2 separate regions of the Homo sapiens genome follow, and region 2 is linked to region 1. A link is an interaction called in ENCODE POLR2A ChIA-PET data of the cell type or tissue named here. Cell type or tissue: CD4-positive, alpha-beta T cell. All regions are shown on one strand.

What was found. ChIA-PET counts read pairs that join two places held together with the same protein. Peaks named below come from ENCODE experiments on the same cell type or tissue, not always from the same donor. Only the 100,000 strongest peaks of a DNase experiment are listed, where the experiment ranks them.
Region 2: POLR2A ChIA-PET joins it to region 1 with 12 read pairs; 4 of 35 experiments call an interaction of 5 or more read pairs at or near these places.

What each region holds. Positions count from the first base shown.
Region 1 is chr5:56,054,644-56,062,643 of GRCh38, forward strand. LOC105378976 (a long non-coding RNA gene) reads left to right here and starts at 4,377. Exons shown (of 2, transcript XR_007058777.1): 1 at 4,377-4,453. In CD4-positive, alpha-beta T cell, no CTCF peak of the experiment used is centred here; DNase peaks (open chromatin) are centred at 3,858, 4,398 and 6,278; H3K4me3 peaks cover 1,218 bases; H3K27ac peaks cover 3,337 bases.
Region 2 is chr5:55,948,246-55,956,245 of GRCh38, forward strand. IL6ST (interleukin 6 cytokine family signal transducer) reads right to left here. Exons shown (of 17, transcript NM_002184.4): 10 at 7,780-7,990; 11 at 6,565-6,747; 12 at 4,005-4,106; 13 at 3,684-3,830; 14 at 3,219-3,359. Among named protein-coding and RNA genes, the nearest start is that of IL6ST, 43 kb to the right of the region's middle. In CD4-positive, alpha-beta T cell, no CTCF peak of the experiment used is centred here; no DNase peak of the experiment used is centred here.

The DNA.
Region 1 (8,000 bases):
GCCTCCCGAGTAGCTGGGATTACAGGTGTACACCACTGCACCCAGATAATTTTTGTATTTTTAGTAGAGATGGGGTTTCGCCATGTTGGCCAGGCTGGTCTTGAACTCCTGGCCTCAAGGGATTTGCCTGCCTCAGCCTCCCAAAATGCTGAGATTACAGGCATGAGCCATAGCCCAAGTGTGATTTTTTAATGGGTAAGGAATGTCCTTGCGAGTGGTGAAACTTCTTGGAAATAGTTAGAGGTAATGATTGCACAACATTGTGTATGTACTAAATGCCACTGAATTGTATGCTTTAAAATGGTTAATGGTTAATTTTATGTCATATACATTTTATCTCAATTTTTAAAAAACCTAAAAAAATGTGCTCCCAGGTCATTCTGATATTTGGAAGATCTGATCTTGGAAGGTTGTACCTGGCTGGACTTTATGTTAAAAGATCTTTATTTATTTATTTATTTTGAGATGAAGTTTTGCTCTTGCTGCCCAGGCTGGAGTGCAATGGTGCAATCTCAGCTCATTGTAACCTCTGCCTCCTGGGTTCAAGAGATTCTCCTGTCTCAGCCTCCCAGGTAGCTGGGATTATAGGCACCCGCCACTACACCCGGCTAATTTTAAAAGATCTCTATACTGATCTCAGCCTCTGGGTCTTGGTCCAATCTTCTCCTTGTGAATCTGTAACAAACTGAATTCTCTTTAGAAAGTTTGAGGAATCTTAAAAAATTGTTGATAGTTAGCAGGTAAGCCTGTAGCTTTTGTGCTATCTTGGAGATTGCTCCTGGCTCACATGGACCCAGAGTTCTGAGGTCATCATCTCTGCTGTGGTCTAACCAGAGCTCTGAGGGCTCAGCATAGGTCTGGATCCAATTTCTCTGAGTGGAGTAGCGTGGGTGAGATCCTTCTTACCAGAGGATTAGCAAGGCTAGACTAGTCCTAGAGTCTGTTGAGACAGTCTACAGAATAATTTTGAGTGCTTGGGATTGACTGGCTATCAATTTGCATCTCTCTGGGGTTTTTACTATTTACCAATAGATATACAACTGGTTATTGCAGCATCGAAATAGATCCAATCTCATTCATTGGCACAAGTTACACCATAGAAGACCTTATATTAATAACCCTGACCGTGTTAGAGTATGGCCAGGCTTGCAGATATGAGAAAAACTAGCCAGACATCCTTACGAGACAGAGTTGTGATATAGAAAGAGCATAGGATGATGATAGTCAATACCTTGGTTCTGGAAGTTTCTTTGTCTTTAAAGACTAAAGCAGAGGCACAGAGTCAGAGAGTACCCCCTGTTCTCTATGTGTATCCATTCTCCATTCTAGTCTTCCTTCAGCCTCTGCTGCTATAGACACCCCTATGTCCTTATACTTCCTGTTTTTGTCTTTTCTGTGCCACTTGAACTTTGAGCCATCTGTCAAACCAGGGGATCCTTATACCCGAACACTTTCTTCTTCCGGGTTTTGTGTATGCCTAGCCACTTTGAGGATGAGGGAATAAGCCAAAGGGAGAAGGTGGTTGGGAGTTGGAGCTCAGAGTTGAGCCCTGTCCCCGTGGAATTTCCTAAGCTGGCACCACAGTGGGGTGTGGGGAGTGCTTCTGAAAGACAGGCATCATCCCAAGCCCCGTGCATCTCAGGTAGGACTGAGTCTTAGACTATGAGGAAGACATAGTTTGGGCTCCTTATTACTACCTCCAGAGGACCTAGCATCTACGGGGAGTATTTTCTCTTCCCTTTTCTTGCCCTCTGGAATGGAAGCCTCTTCAGATAGATTCATCTCATTGTTGCAGAATTTTAGACGTTTGTCTTTTCCATTTGCTTGGTCATCTTGCCTTTTCGCATTAGGTTTCATGACTTGAATCATGAAAGGGCAGAAAAGCAGACAGTACTCTAGTTAAAATAAAACAGAGATGGAGGGAGGGTCCTGGAGAAGAAGGGTACTGTGTATGATGCTGGGGGGAGGAAAGAAGAGATGAGGGAACCGGGGGTGGGACCACAGAGAGCTTATAATTCTGACCTGAACTTGTGAAGAAGAGATCATTGATTTGAACGTTCTGCCATCTGCCTAGATTGCATTCGAACGTGAGTAAGAAGAGAAAGTTACTGCCTACCACATATAACTTTCCTTTCCTACCCTCCCTCGATTTCTCAGACTGACTCAGGTACTGGAAGCATTTACTGAGGACTTGGCCATGGGAAATGAGAGACCACCAGGCAAACTCGCAGGGAAGATGATTTGTTTACTGTCTCTTTATTTCTCTTTCTCAACGTCTCCCCCGAGAACCTGGAGTCTACAGATTTCCACAGTAGAGAGCTCTGGCTCTCTACTCTAGTAGGACTTTGTGTACTGGACCATTTCTGACCACTTCTGTTTTCTCAACATTACTTTTTCTGTCTCCTATCCTCCCTCTAGAGTTGGTGTGAAACTAGACCTAAGGTGTGGTGAATAGCAGGGTCTTGACATGTTTGCCCTTTCTCAGTTTCCAGGTGACATTTTATTCTCTCCTCATTATTGCCTGAAGAAATGAGCTCAGCAAGGTGTGAGGAAACATAGTAGGGCTGTTGGCAGAGATATCTTTTGATAGGGGGAACATTTAAATGGATATTTTGAAGGAAATTGGCTTGAATATATTGACCTGTGTATATAACTGATCAAAATTCTGGAGTATTGCCAGGTGTGGTAGCCTGTGCCTATAATCCCAGCACTTTGGGAGGCCAAAGAAGGAGGATGGCTTGCGGCCAGGAGTTTGAGACCAGCCTGGGCAACATAGTGAGAACTTGTCTCTAAAAAGCTAAAAAATAGGTTGGGCGCAGTGGCTCACGCCTGTAATCCCAGCACTTTGGGATGCCAAGGCGGGCGGATCACAAGGTCAGGAGATCAAGACCATCCTGGCCAACAAGGTGAAACCCCATCTCTACTAAAATACAAAAAATTAGCCGGGCATGGTGCGGGTGCCTGTAATCCCAGCTACTCCGGAGGCTGAGGGAGGAGAATCGCTTGAACCCAGGAGGCAGAGGTTGCAGGGAGCCGAGATCGCGCCACTGCACTCCAGCCTGGCGACAGAACAAGACTCTGTCTCAAATAACTAACTAACTAAATAAAAATTATTGCATGTGGGTTGTGCACCTGTAGTCCCAGCTACTTAGGAGGCTGAAGTGGTAGGATCATTTGAGCCCAGGTGTTTGAGGCTGTGGTGAGCCATGATTGCACCATTCTACCCCAGGCTAGGCCACAGAGTGAGACCCTGAGTCTTAAAAAAAATTGGCCAGGCGCGGTGGCTCACGCCTATAATCCCAGCACTTTGGGAGGCCGAGGCGGACGGATCACGAGGTCAGGAGATTGAGACCATCCTGGCTAACACAATGAAACCCCGTCTCTACTAAAAATAAAAAAAACTAGCCGGGCCTGGTGGTGGGTGCCTGTAATCCTAGCTACCCAGGAGGCTGAGGCAGGAGAATGGTGTGAACCCGGGAGGCGGAGCTTGCAGTGAGCAGAGAGCGTGTCACTGCACTCCAGCCTGGGTGACAGAGCTAGACTCCGTCTCAAAAAAAAAAAAAAAAAAATTCCAGAGTGTTATATCCATCCAGTAAATGGTTATGGAGCTCTCCTATAAATTACTGACTCAAGGCAATTATTGTCTGGAATTTAACGAGAGAGAGAGAGAGAGAGAGAGAGAGAGAGAATTTGACAAACTTGGCTGGCATACACATTGATGATCCTTAAGGAAAACAATAAAACTGCCTCACAGGCCGTAAGGGAAAGCACACACTGTAATGACATCTCAGCAACTCGTAGCACAGTGCACATTTCCCACAAGGCTGTGGTTCCCCGTGTCCTCACCCGCCTTGGTTGTAATAGTGGCTAGCAGGCCGTGTTCCATCATTAGTAACATCTCTCTTTGTGGGAATAGTGGTGTAATTGTGGACAGAAGTTCATGTTGAGTTCTATTTATAGCTTCTGGTGACTCATTAATATGTTACCTTAGCAAAGGGTAGCTCCAGAGCCAGCCTTTTATTACTGTATTAGTCAAAAACATTCTCACTGGGGTATTCTGATACAATGAAAAACAAACTGTAAAACACTTCTAGCAATTTGCATGTCAGCCTTTTAATTGGTGTGATATTAGCACCCTTGCACGCTTTATTGGAAGCTACAGTTGTCAAAGGTACCCATGTCTACAAGTGCTTACCAACATGTAGGTTCTGTGTTAAGGGAAAGAAAAAAGAATCCACTTGTAGTCTTCTGAAGAGTTAAACTCTCAGTTGATCTGGAAAATATGTTAACCAACCTTCAAAAGTATTTTCGCTCCCGGAAGTCTTCAAGCCCTCTGTGACTATGCCCTTTGTAACATTTTTACACATGTGACCTTCACACTCACCACTTTGATTCCAACAGCGAAGTCGAAGTCGTGGTCAGGAGTAAGACTGAGCTGGGTAGAGATAGTAAGGTAAGACTTTGAAGCTGCTGTACTTTTATCAATTCAGTCTGAAAAACAGTCTCTGTGGTTAAGCCCATTAAATCTCTTGTGCTTTCATAGCAGCTTGGCTAAAGGTTATTACTATGAAGGCTGGAGGGAGAGTGGGAGATAACTTCGACCAGAGAGCTCTCACTGAAATGGGTTCAAAGGAGTTACTCATCTTCTATTCCCTTTAGCGGAACCTCATAATCGGATAGCACTTACTCTGTGCTTTGTTAAAAATATAGCATACAGGCTGGGCACAGTGGCTCACGCTTGTAATCCCAGCACTTTGGGAGGCCGAGGTGGGCAGATCATCTGAGGTCAGGAGTTCAAGACAAGCCTGACCAACATGGAGAAACCCCGTCTCTACTAAAAATACAAAATTAGCCAGGCGTGACGGCACATGCCTGTAATCTCAGCTACTCTGGAGGCTGAGGCAGGAGAATCGCTTGAACCTGGGAGGCGGAGGTTGCGGTGAGCCAAGATCACACCATTGCACTCCAGCCTGGACAACAAGAGCAAAACTCCGTCTAAAAAAAAAAATGTAGCATACAATGAAACTACCAATATCAAGTGCTAGCAAGGATTTGGAGCACTTGATATTTTTAAGAATTTTCTTACATTGCTGACGGGAATGCAAAATAGTACAGCCACTCTGGAAAACAATTTGGCAGTGTGAAAGGAAATTAAATCTTGGGATCCCAAACTCATTAAGCCAAAGGGAAAAGTCAAGCTGGGAACTGGGTCACACAAACCTGCTTCCCCATTTTTGGTTCCTAAATAAGATGGCTACAAGATGAAAAGCTACAAGCTTCCCCCATATTTTGCCCACAAGGAAATTCCTTGTGAGCTGCAAGATCTTCTAAGGTGTTTCTGTTAAAATTTCACCATGGCAATGTAAACTGATCCTTATCTTTATGGATGCTGTCACCCCTGGCCCACCAGACACAAATGCATATCAGATTGTTCTCCTGGCCCATTTTCGTCTATGTTATCTTATGGAAAATGCAGATTCCCAGCCGGGCGTGATGGCTCACACCTGTAATCCCATCACTTTGGAAGGCGGAGGCTGGCGGATCACGAGGTCAGGAGTTTGAGACCAGCTTGGCCAACATAGTGAAATCGCGCCTTTACTAAAAATACAAAAAGTTAGCTGGGCGTGGTGGCAGGCGCCTCTAATCCCAGCTATTTGGGAGGTTGAGGCAGGAGAACTGCTTGAACCTGGGAGGCAGAGGTTGCAGTGAGCCGAGATCGTGCCATTGCACTCCAGCCTGAGCGACAGTGCGAGACTCTGTCTAAAAAAAAAAAAAAAGCAGATTCCCTGCATTTTTTCCTCTGCCCCATTTGTCTATGTCATCTTATGTAAAAACCGCAGATTCACTGAGCCAGACAAAGGCATGAATGGCTATTTTTCCTTACCCTGCTCTTACATGAAAATTGTATACATCTCAATATCCTGCCCTTTCCCCTTTAAATTTGGAGCCCTCAAAATCATCTTCAGAGAAAGGCATAGACCTGTCTCCCAGGTGTGCAGCCTTAACTTTGGCAAAATAAACCTCCTAAAATGATTGAGACTTGTCTCGTCATTTTTCTTGATTGACAGCAGTTTCTTACAAAGTTAAGCATACACAAAGCATGTAACATAACAATCTCACTCCTAGGTATTTACTCAAGAGAAGTGAGCAGGGAACGGTATGAGGTAGGTACAGAGCATTCAGGCAGAGAGGACCACCTGCAGGAGAGTGACAACTCTGAGGAGGTGAGGAGACAAGGCATTGTCGTAGATGGAAGCTTATGGGGAGGCAACGAGATGAGGCTGCAGGCTGGGCTTTGTGGGCTGTGGTAGGGATTTTGGTTTCTATTCTGAGAATGATGAGAAACCATTAAAATGATTTAGGCAAGAGGGTGACATAATCAGATGTACCTTTTTAAATGATCAACCTGGTTGCAGTGTGGAGAGTGGACTGGAGGGAGGCAAGTATGCCCAGGGAGGTCATTGAGTTGTCTGGGAGAATTCCTGATGGGGCTTGGGATAGGGCTGTAACCTTAGAGATGCTCTCTTTTAATGCCCCAAATACCCCTAGGAAGGTTTGCACTGATGGCTTTTTTTTTTTTGAGATGGAGTATCTCTCTGTCGCCCAGGCTGGAGTGCAGTGGCGCCATCTCGGCTCACTGCAAGCTCCACCTCCTGGGTTCATGCCATTCTCCTGCCTCAGCCTCCCGAGTAGCTGGGACTACAGGCGCCCACCACCACGCCTGGCTAATTTTTTGTATTTTTAGTAGAGACGGGGTTTCACCGTGTTAGCCAGGATGGTCTCGATCTCCTGACCTTGTGATCTGCCCACCTCAGCCTCCCAAAGTGCTGGGATTACAGGAGTGAGCCACCATGCCCGGCCTCACTGATGTCTTTTATATAATAATATTTCTAGTAGAATCAAGAATAATGAATCACTTCTTTTCAAATACAGATTATAAAATACTCCATATATAAAAAAGAATTTATGTGATATTAAAGGAAATTAAATACCATAAAAAAAATCAGGACTTTCTTTCCTTTCTTCCTTTCTCCCCTCCCCTCCCCTTCCATTCCCTTGGGGTCTTGCTCTGTTGCCCAGACTAAAGTGCAGTGGCACAATCTCGGCTCACTGCAACATGCGCCTCCCAGGTTCAAGTGATTCTCCTGCCTCAGCCCCCCGAGTAGCTGGGATTACAGACAAAAGGCATGCCACCACACCTGGCTGATTTTTTTATTTTTCCTAGAGATGGGGTTTCACCATGTTGGCCAAACTGGTCTTGAACTCCTGACGTCAAGTGACCAACCAGCCTTGGCCTCCCAAAGTGCTGGGATTACAGGTGTGAGCCACCACACACGTCCCGGTATCAGGACTTTCTAATAGTTACAGCTTGTAAGCATTGGAAGAGGCTGGCTTGGGAGGTGACGGGAGGCCATGCTGTTGACAATTTGTGTAAGGGTGTGGAAGAAGGATTCCCAGGAGAGGAGAGAGGTTGGGTAGTTGACTGCAAAGGTGCTGATCCTAAAATCCTCTGCCACAATGCAACAAAAAGCAAAAATATTTGTTACAAGCAAAGCTCTTAAGGGGCATTTGAAAACCTGGGGTGTTGGTTTCTTAAAATCAAATGTGGAATTGTAGCTCCTGTTTTTGGTGAGTCCTTTGATTTTTGGAACATGTAAGATGGAACCATGTGCATACATATACTCACTTATATAGCAATAAATGTGGTGGAGGTATTTTAATTTCTTGAGTCCCAGAGGTATTGGGTTAAGAGCAGAGTGAGAGATTGGATAAGGAGATGGTTGCAACGATTCCTTTTTCTATTCCACAGAAGCAGCTCACAGACTATGACTTGTGGGCCAAATGGCACTTGTTTTGTATGACCCATGAACTAAGAATGTTGCTTACATTTTGTTTGATTAAACTTTTAAATTTGAGGCCAGGCGTGGTGGCTCACACCTGTAATCCCAGCACTTTGGGAGGCTGAGGTGGGTGGATCACCTGAGGTCGGGAGTTCGAGA
Region 2 (8,000 bases), 110 kb before region 1:
TTTAAAAGAGGACTTGTTCATCAAATTAATCACTAATTGGGATAATTAACATTGGAGATTTTTTAAATGACTGTCCTGATTAATTTTGAATTTTACTTAGTCTTTTACAGTAAAAAATGTATGAAAGTAATATTGCAGCCATATACTATTCACTTAATTTTATCCTTCCACCACACATATCCCTTTGTAAGTAACTAACATCCTATGAAGCTCAGTAGAAATCAAGAAATCAGTTAAATGCTTGAGAATAAACTATGGGTTGGCAAATATTAACTCTTAAATGCTAAGCATCATATATATATATATATGGGTGTATGTATATATATTTATGTGTGTATATATTGATATATGTGTGTATATATATATTGATATGGGTATGTATGTGTGTATATATATATAAAATGCCAAATCTAATTTAGGCAGAAACTTTGCTTTATTAAACATCTGCTTTTATGTTTTCAAGCCTGTGCCTTTGCTCATGCTGCTCTCTAAGATGCCACCTTCTTCCTATTTGTCCACATACTAACTCAAGGCTCAAGTATTTTCTTCTTCATAAAACCTTTGAAGGTAAAATTATCCACTACTGGTATATTTAAATTCCTACTCTATTTACTGTCTACATAGTCCACAGGTTCTCCTTTTTCTGATTTACTTATGCAAAATTTCTTCAACTAAGCTGTAAGGTCCTCGTTGGCAAGACTCAAGCCATGTGAAGAAGCCATAATGGATCCATGAGACTACAGATAGAGAATTGAAAAAAGGTAGGTTATAAAATAATACTAAGTATAATTTAATTTTAGGAAAAAAATATATACAAAGAAGACACTAAAAGGATACACAAATATGTTATTTTGGGGTAAGGGACTAGGACTAATTTTTCTTCCTCTCTACATTTTACTGTACAGTCTAAATTCCCTATAATGAACACCTATGTAATAAAAAAATTTTAGGCTGAGCATGGTGGCTCATACCTGTAATCCGGCACTCTGGGAGGCTAAGGCAGGAGGACTGAGGCCAGGAGTTCAAAACCAGCCTGGGCAACACAGCGAGATCCCATCTCTACCAAAAAAATTGTTTTAACTAGCCAGGCATGGTGGTGCCTACCAGCAGTCTTAGTTACTTGGGAGGCTGAGGCAGGAGGATTGCTTGAGCCCAGGAATTTGAGGTTGCAGTGAGCTATGACTGCACCACTGCACTCCAGCCTGGGAGACAGAGCAAGACTCTGTCTCAAAAACAAACAAACAAAAAATATACATATGGGCTTTTATGTGTGTGTGTACACACACACATACATATATACAAAGCTCTGTAGAGATGGCTGGTCTCCACAGAAATACATAAAATATACATTTTTAAGTTTATTTTTTAATTTTTCTCAAGATTATGGTATAAAGTTTTATTTTAAATAACATACCTATTAACATACCACCACATGGGACCAACCTTATCCCAGAAACTATATTCATTACTGACCCTAACAGCAAAGCTCAGGAACTTTTATCATTTATTTTATGTAGTCACTCATTCATTTATTCCCTCATTCAGCAAGCATTCAACCAACAAGGCACATGGAATTTACTACTTATCATTAACTAGGCTGGCACTTGGGGGTGGGGGTTACAATTATGGTAAAATAAGGTAATTTTCTATAATGATTCAAAATGTAGGGGGAGCAAGAAAGAATGTTGGTTAAGTTTGCTTTAGGGAAGATACAGAAGAGCCAGATGATGAGGTGAAGACCTCACTGGGGGCAATGCACTAAGAAAAGAGAAGTTAGCATGAGGAGCTTGCAGTTGAAGAAAATGATGATGAAAGGGTACGCACAATCAACAGGACTTGACACTCAGCTTATGTGAGAGAAAAATATACAAATACATTTATTGTAATCACATTTAAATTTATGGCTTTGGCATAGAACGAGGGAGGGAAAATGTATTTGGGAAGGAAAGAGAAGATGGCTAAAGCCATGGACAGAGTTTGAATAGGCAAGTAAGAAAACAGGGTCAAGAGGCCGGGTGCGGTGGCTCATGCCTGTAATCCCAGCACTTTGGGAGGCCGAGGCAGGTGGATCACCTGAGGTCAGGAGGTCGAGACCATCCCAGCCAACATGGTGAAACCCCGTCTCTACAAAAATACAAAAAATTAGCCAGGCATGGTAGTGGGCACCTCTACCCCAGCTACGTGGGAGGCTGAGGTAGGAGAATCACTTGAACCTGGGAGGTGGAGGTTGCAGTGAGCTGAGATCGCACCACTGCACTCCAGCCTGGGTGACAGAGCGAGACTCTGTCTCAAAAAAAAAAAAAAAAAAAAAAAAAGCAAAAAAAGGAGAAGAAGAAGAAAACACCAAAGAACAAGGAGACTCAGGAGACTGTGCTAGCAGAAAAAGTATGGTTAGAAAACCCAAGGGAGGAGGGAGTTTCAAGGATGGAAGGCCAACAGAGTCAAATGCAGAAAAGGCTGGAGGCAGTGGCTTATGTCTATAATCCCAGCACTTTAGGAGGCCAAGGCAGAAGGATCACTTGAGCCCAGGAGTTTGAGACCAGCCATCTCTATAAAAAAAATTAGCTGGATGTGGTGGCACTGGTCCCAGCTACTTGAGAAACTGAGGTAGGAGGATCACTTGAGCCCAGGAGGTCAAGGCTGCAGTGTGCCATGTTCATGCCATTGCACTCCACTGTAGCCTGGGCAACAGAGTAAGACCCTGCCTCCAAAAAAAAAAAGTAGAAAAAAGATGAAAACTAAAAAGCATGCAGTACATATGATGATCAAGAGGTCTTCTGAGTGACACCAGAGAGGTTTCAGTGCAGGGGTGGGGTAGGACCCCTAATTTCAGTATGTTAAATACTGAGTGGGAGGTACGGAAGTGAAGACTGTAAAGTGGACTAGTCCTTCAAGTAATCTCTCAATAAAAGAAAGAAATGAGGATAGAGAAGGAAAGAACACACCCAAACCAGTGAAAAAAATGAACCCACATGGAAAGATACACAAATTCTTTTAGGATTTTTAGTACAGCTGAATATAGTCAGAAGCAGTTAATAAAATACCAAAAAGGTGAGGAATAACACTTTCTATAAAGAAACCACCAACCAAAGCCAGATAATATAAAAATCATCATGAATCCAAAGATGTACTTTTTAACACAATTTTAGCACATAAACTAAGTTCATTTCTAACCTAAGTTTGAGAAAGAAAAAAAACCAAACTTCATTATTTCTTACCAAACTTTGGGGTAGTAAAAGTGAATTCTGGACCATCCTTCCCACCTTCATCTGTGTATGCTGCCATTCGTACCATGTACAATGTGTCACTAGTCAAAGAGGACAATGTATATTCTGTGTGGGAAGAATCCACATTCACAGCTGGAAGAAATAAGAACTGTGCTTCATTCAACTATTCAATGCTTTTGCTTATTTGGCCTATATTTGGCATTGTGAAAGTGTTAAAAAAGAAGCGAAGTATTTTTGTTGGAAAACAACTTTTATAATGTTCTGACATAATTTTATGTTCTAAAGCACAACACAATACTTTTTCAATAAATCCATGAAAGTAACCATAAGGCAAATTCTCAGGTGTCTCCTGAGGCCAATATACTATAAGATGTATAAGAAGAACAGACTTAAATTAGTACTTAAAAGCTTAAGGAAAAAATAACTGATTCTTAATAACTGATACAGTTTTATTACCAGTTTCATTTCCAATGATGGTTCTATAAAATATAGTATAATTTCTGATAAATCCATTCTGAACATCAACAGGAAGTTGGTCCCACTCTAAGACAGCTTCGTTTTTCCCTACTTTTTTTGTCCGAACAGTAGGTCCTTTGGAAGGTGCTGTAACAGAGTGAACACATTTGCTAACTGAAAATCATTTACAATCTAGTAAAATTTCCTTGTCATAAAATCATTTGAACATAATGAGATACATCTTTATTTAAAAGCGATAAAATGTTTCTGTTAATACAAAGCCCTAAACTTTTTTTTTCAAAGAAGTGAGTTTGGACTTACGAGCTTGTTTAAGGTATGCCTTTATGGATTCAGGGCTTCCTGGTCCATCAGCATATACTGGAGTAACTGTTATCAAATAGCATTTGCTCTCTGCTAAGTTCCCTAAAGCAAGAATAGCAGATTAAGCATGTTTTTCCATAATGAAAAAGTCAAGTTAATACCGTAATTTATTTTTACATTATAATTTCATGACCACTTAATTTTCTTTTAAAACTGCAGTTTTCTAAGTAAGCATTGTCTTTTGTGTACTGGATTCAAGCTTAATCAGGTAAAACTGTCTGTAAAAGTATTGCCAATGCAGTGGATAAAAAATACATTGTTAAGAACAATGATGGTATTTACATTTAGAATTTATAAAACAATGATCTCAAATTACTCTGGATTTTATAGAGTCTGACAATTTTTGTATGTCTTACCTACAAGAGAGAACAGCCTAAGGAGCAAGACGACTAAAGCAGTAAGACCTAGGGGAAAGCACTAACGGTCCTAGTTTGCGAGTTGGAAAAAAGGGTATCTTAAAAAATTTCCTCGGCCAGGCGCTGTGGCTCACGTCTGTAATCCCAGCACTTTGGGAGGTTAAGGTGGGAGGATCACTTGAGGTTAGGAGTTTGAGACCAGCATGGCCAACATGGTGAAACCCCCCTTTACTGAAAATACAAAAATTAGCTGGGCATGGTGGTGGGCACCTGTAGTCCCAGATGCTTGGGAGGCTGTGGCAGGAGAATCACTTGAACCCAGGAGGCGGAGCTTGCAGTGAGCCGAGATCGCACCACTGCACTCCAGCCTGGGCGACAGAGTGAGACTCTGTCTCAAAAAAACAAAAACCAAAACAAACTTCCTTTATTTTTATCTTTTTTAGCATGCACCACTAAAATTTTTCTTATTTATACAGTATATTATCTGTACATATTAGAAAATGTTTTATTGAAATTTATACCTTCAATAAGAATGTATATTCCTTAACTATTACTCATGAAGTTACATGCTCCTTTACCTTCTTAAACAGATTTTACCTTTTCTTAATGATTCAATATTACCAAAAAATGAACAATTTTTATATTCTACTCTAATGTGATGCTTTCAGGGTTACTGAGCAACATACGACTACCTACCCAAACTTAATGTCTCCACAACTTATGCTAGCTTCTATTTTTTTTGAGATGGAGTTTCGTTCTTGTTGTTCAGGCTGGAGTGCAATGGCATGATCTTGGCTCACTGCAACCTCCGCCTCCCGGGTTCAAGAGATTCTCCAGCCTCAGCCTCCCAAATGGCTGGGATTACAGGCATGTGCCACCACGCCTAGCTGATTTTGTTTTAGTAGAGACGGAGTTTATCCACATTGGTCAGGCTGGTCTCGAACTCCCGACCTCAGGTGATTTGCCCGCCTCAGCCTCCCAAAGTGCTGGAATTACAGGCGTGAGCCACCGCATCGGCTGCTGCTTTAAAAAGTTTCTATTGGCTCTGAGCAGTGGTTCACGCCTGTAATACCAGCACTTTGGGAGTTTGAGGTAAAAGAATCGCTTGAGGCCAGGTGTTGGAGATCAGCCTTTGCAACACAGTGAGATTCCCTCTCTACAAAAAAATAAAATTAGCTGAGTGTGGCAGCATGTGCCTGTAGTCCCAGATACTCCAGAGGATGAGGCAGAAGGGTCACTTCAGCCTGGGAGTTGAAGGCTGCAGTCAGCCATGATCATGCCACCATACTCTAGCCTAGGCAACAGAGTGAGACCCTGTATTTATTTTTTTTTAAGAAGTTTCTATAGTTATTTCCAGCCTGTTTCAGGACTTCCTAAGCTCCACCATGTTTTTAATTTGATAAAGTCAGTAAACTAGATAACCAAGCTTATTAAAACTGTACACTAATAACATGTAAGTCCAAACAGCCTGTATTATGACTAAAGCTCAAAAACTTTATGGCAGGAATCTCTCTGCTTAGGGCTTTTCTCTAATTAACCATATTATTCACAGCTGAATTCTAATTATTAATTATCAACAAAAGACTATAAACTGAGTTTTTTTCTCTTCAAAGTTGTTGTATCACTTTATAACCACTTAAGCAGCACCATAACACACAGACTGGAGCGCTACGATTCATTACTTCTGTCCTTTGTTACTACTTCCAATTGAAAGACATAAGGAAATCTGAGTTCTAGTTCTGCTTCCTCTATCTGATGGTTCTAAGACATTACACAAGTCATCCAGATGCTCTAGGAAACTATTTTCTCATGTGAAGGATGAGGTACAGAGAACATATAACTAATCAGCAGCAAAGGTTGGACTCTTATATTTCTCTATACTCTATAGTTTTAGGAGTTTTCCCTTGACGATAAAATCATATTGGGGTACAAAAAGAAGAAAGTATTAACCCCACTCTGTTCATAAAGAGACTGTAATTCAGAGAGGTTAAGTATGACTTGCTGAAAGTCACACATCTAGTAAGTAGTGAGGCTATGATAAATTGGAAGTCGTTTCAACGGACCAAAACACTATAAGCAAAAGAAAAAGCTGCCTAAAGAGTTAGAAAAAGGATATCAATTTAGATGTTTCTAGCCAGGTATACCTCTTAAATAGGTGCGATGCACGGTACCATCTTCTTGTTGCCAGTCTGTGATACAGGGTGCTTTATCTGATAACACACACCACTCAAGTATATATTTCTTTACAGATTCCCTTGGAGTAGTCCATTCCACCCAAAGCATGTTATCTTTGGGGAATGCTTTAAGATCCATTACAGGGTGAGTAGCTTTAAAACAAAGTTTGAATATTGAAATAATAAATATTAACAAATTTGAAATTTCCATATTTTACAGTCATTTCCAAAACATGTGATTTATCAATTTTTGTAGCATATACTTCCTTGCCTAAAAGCACTTTATTATAACTTACAGGTAAAGTAGTCAATTTTTAAACTTAGATTTTGCTTCCCCGCTGGGCACTGTGGCTCATTCCTGTAATTCCAACATTTTACGAGGCCAAGGCAGGTGGATCACTTGACATCAGGAGTTCGAAACCAGCCTGGCCAACACGGTGAAACCCCGTCTCTACTAAAAATACAAAATTAGCCAGGCATTGTGGTGCGTGCCTTTAATTCCAGCTACTTGGGAGGCTGGTGCACAAGAATCGCTTGAAGCCAGGAGGCAGAGGCTGAGATCGTGCCATTGCACTCCAGCCTAGGCGACAGAGCAAGACTGTCTCAAAAAGAAAAAAAAAAATTTGCTTTCCCTAAATTCTTCAAATGCTTTCGGTTTGTAATTGCAATTTTTCTTCTTTGAAAGCTACGAATAAAGCTACAGATAAACGTTTCAGTCATATGTATACAAAGTTCTCAAAATCTTGAAATAATATTTTAAAAACCAGGTAAGTAATCAGAATATGCTTAAATGAATGAAGTAGCTTACTGTGAAGTTTAAGTGAGCATGTAGTGATGGAAATGTTCTTGCATCCTGATGAAATTTGTCTGCTGACTGATTCCTAAAAATGCGATCACTAGCTGGGTTTGGTGGCATATGCCTGTTAATCCCAGCACTTTGGGAGGCCAGGGGAGATCGCTTGAGCTCAGGAGTTCGAGACCAGCCTGAGCAACCTGGCGAGACCCAGTCTCTGAAAAAAAGAAAATCATTATTTATAAAATTTAAAAAATTAAAAAATAAACAAGTGATTATCCCTGATACTGAGGAGACAGTCTTAGATAACTTGTGTTTTTTATGGGAGCCCTGTCCATACCTAACCACCATTTTTCCACCCAAGAGTCAGGCTCCATCTCACAGATACAAACCTTGAAAGTCACAGGCAGGGATAGTTAAAACAGCTGCATCTGATTTGCCAACAAGATTTCTTACTGTTAGGGTTGCTAGATAGCGATCATTTGTGAGATTTACTGTCAGTTTTGTGGCATTAACTGTGTAATTTTGTAAATGTGATTTCCATCTTGTGAGAGTCACTTCATAATCCAAGATTTTTCCATTGGCTTCAAAAGGAGGCAATGTCTGTAATAAA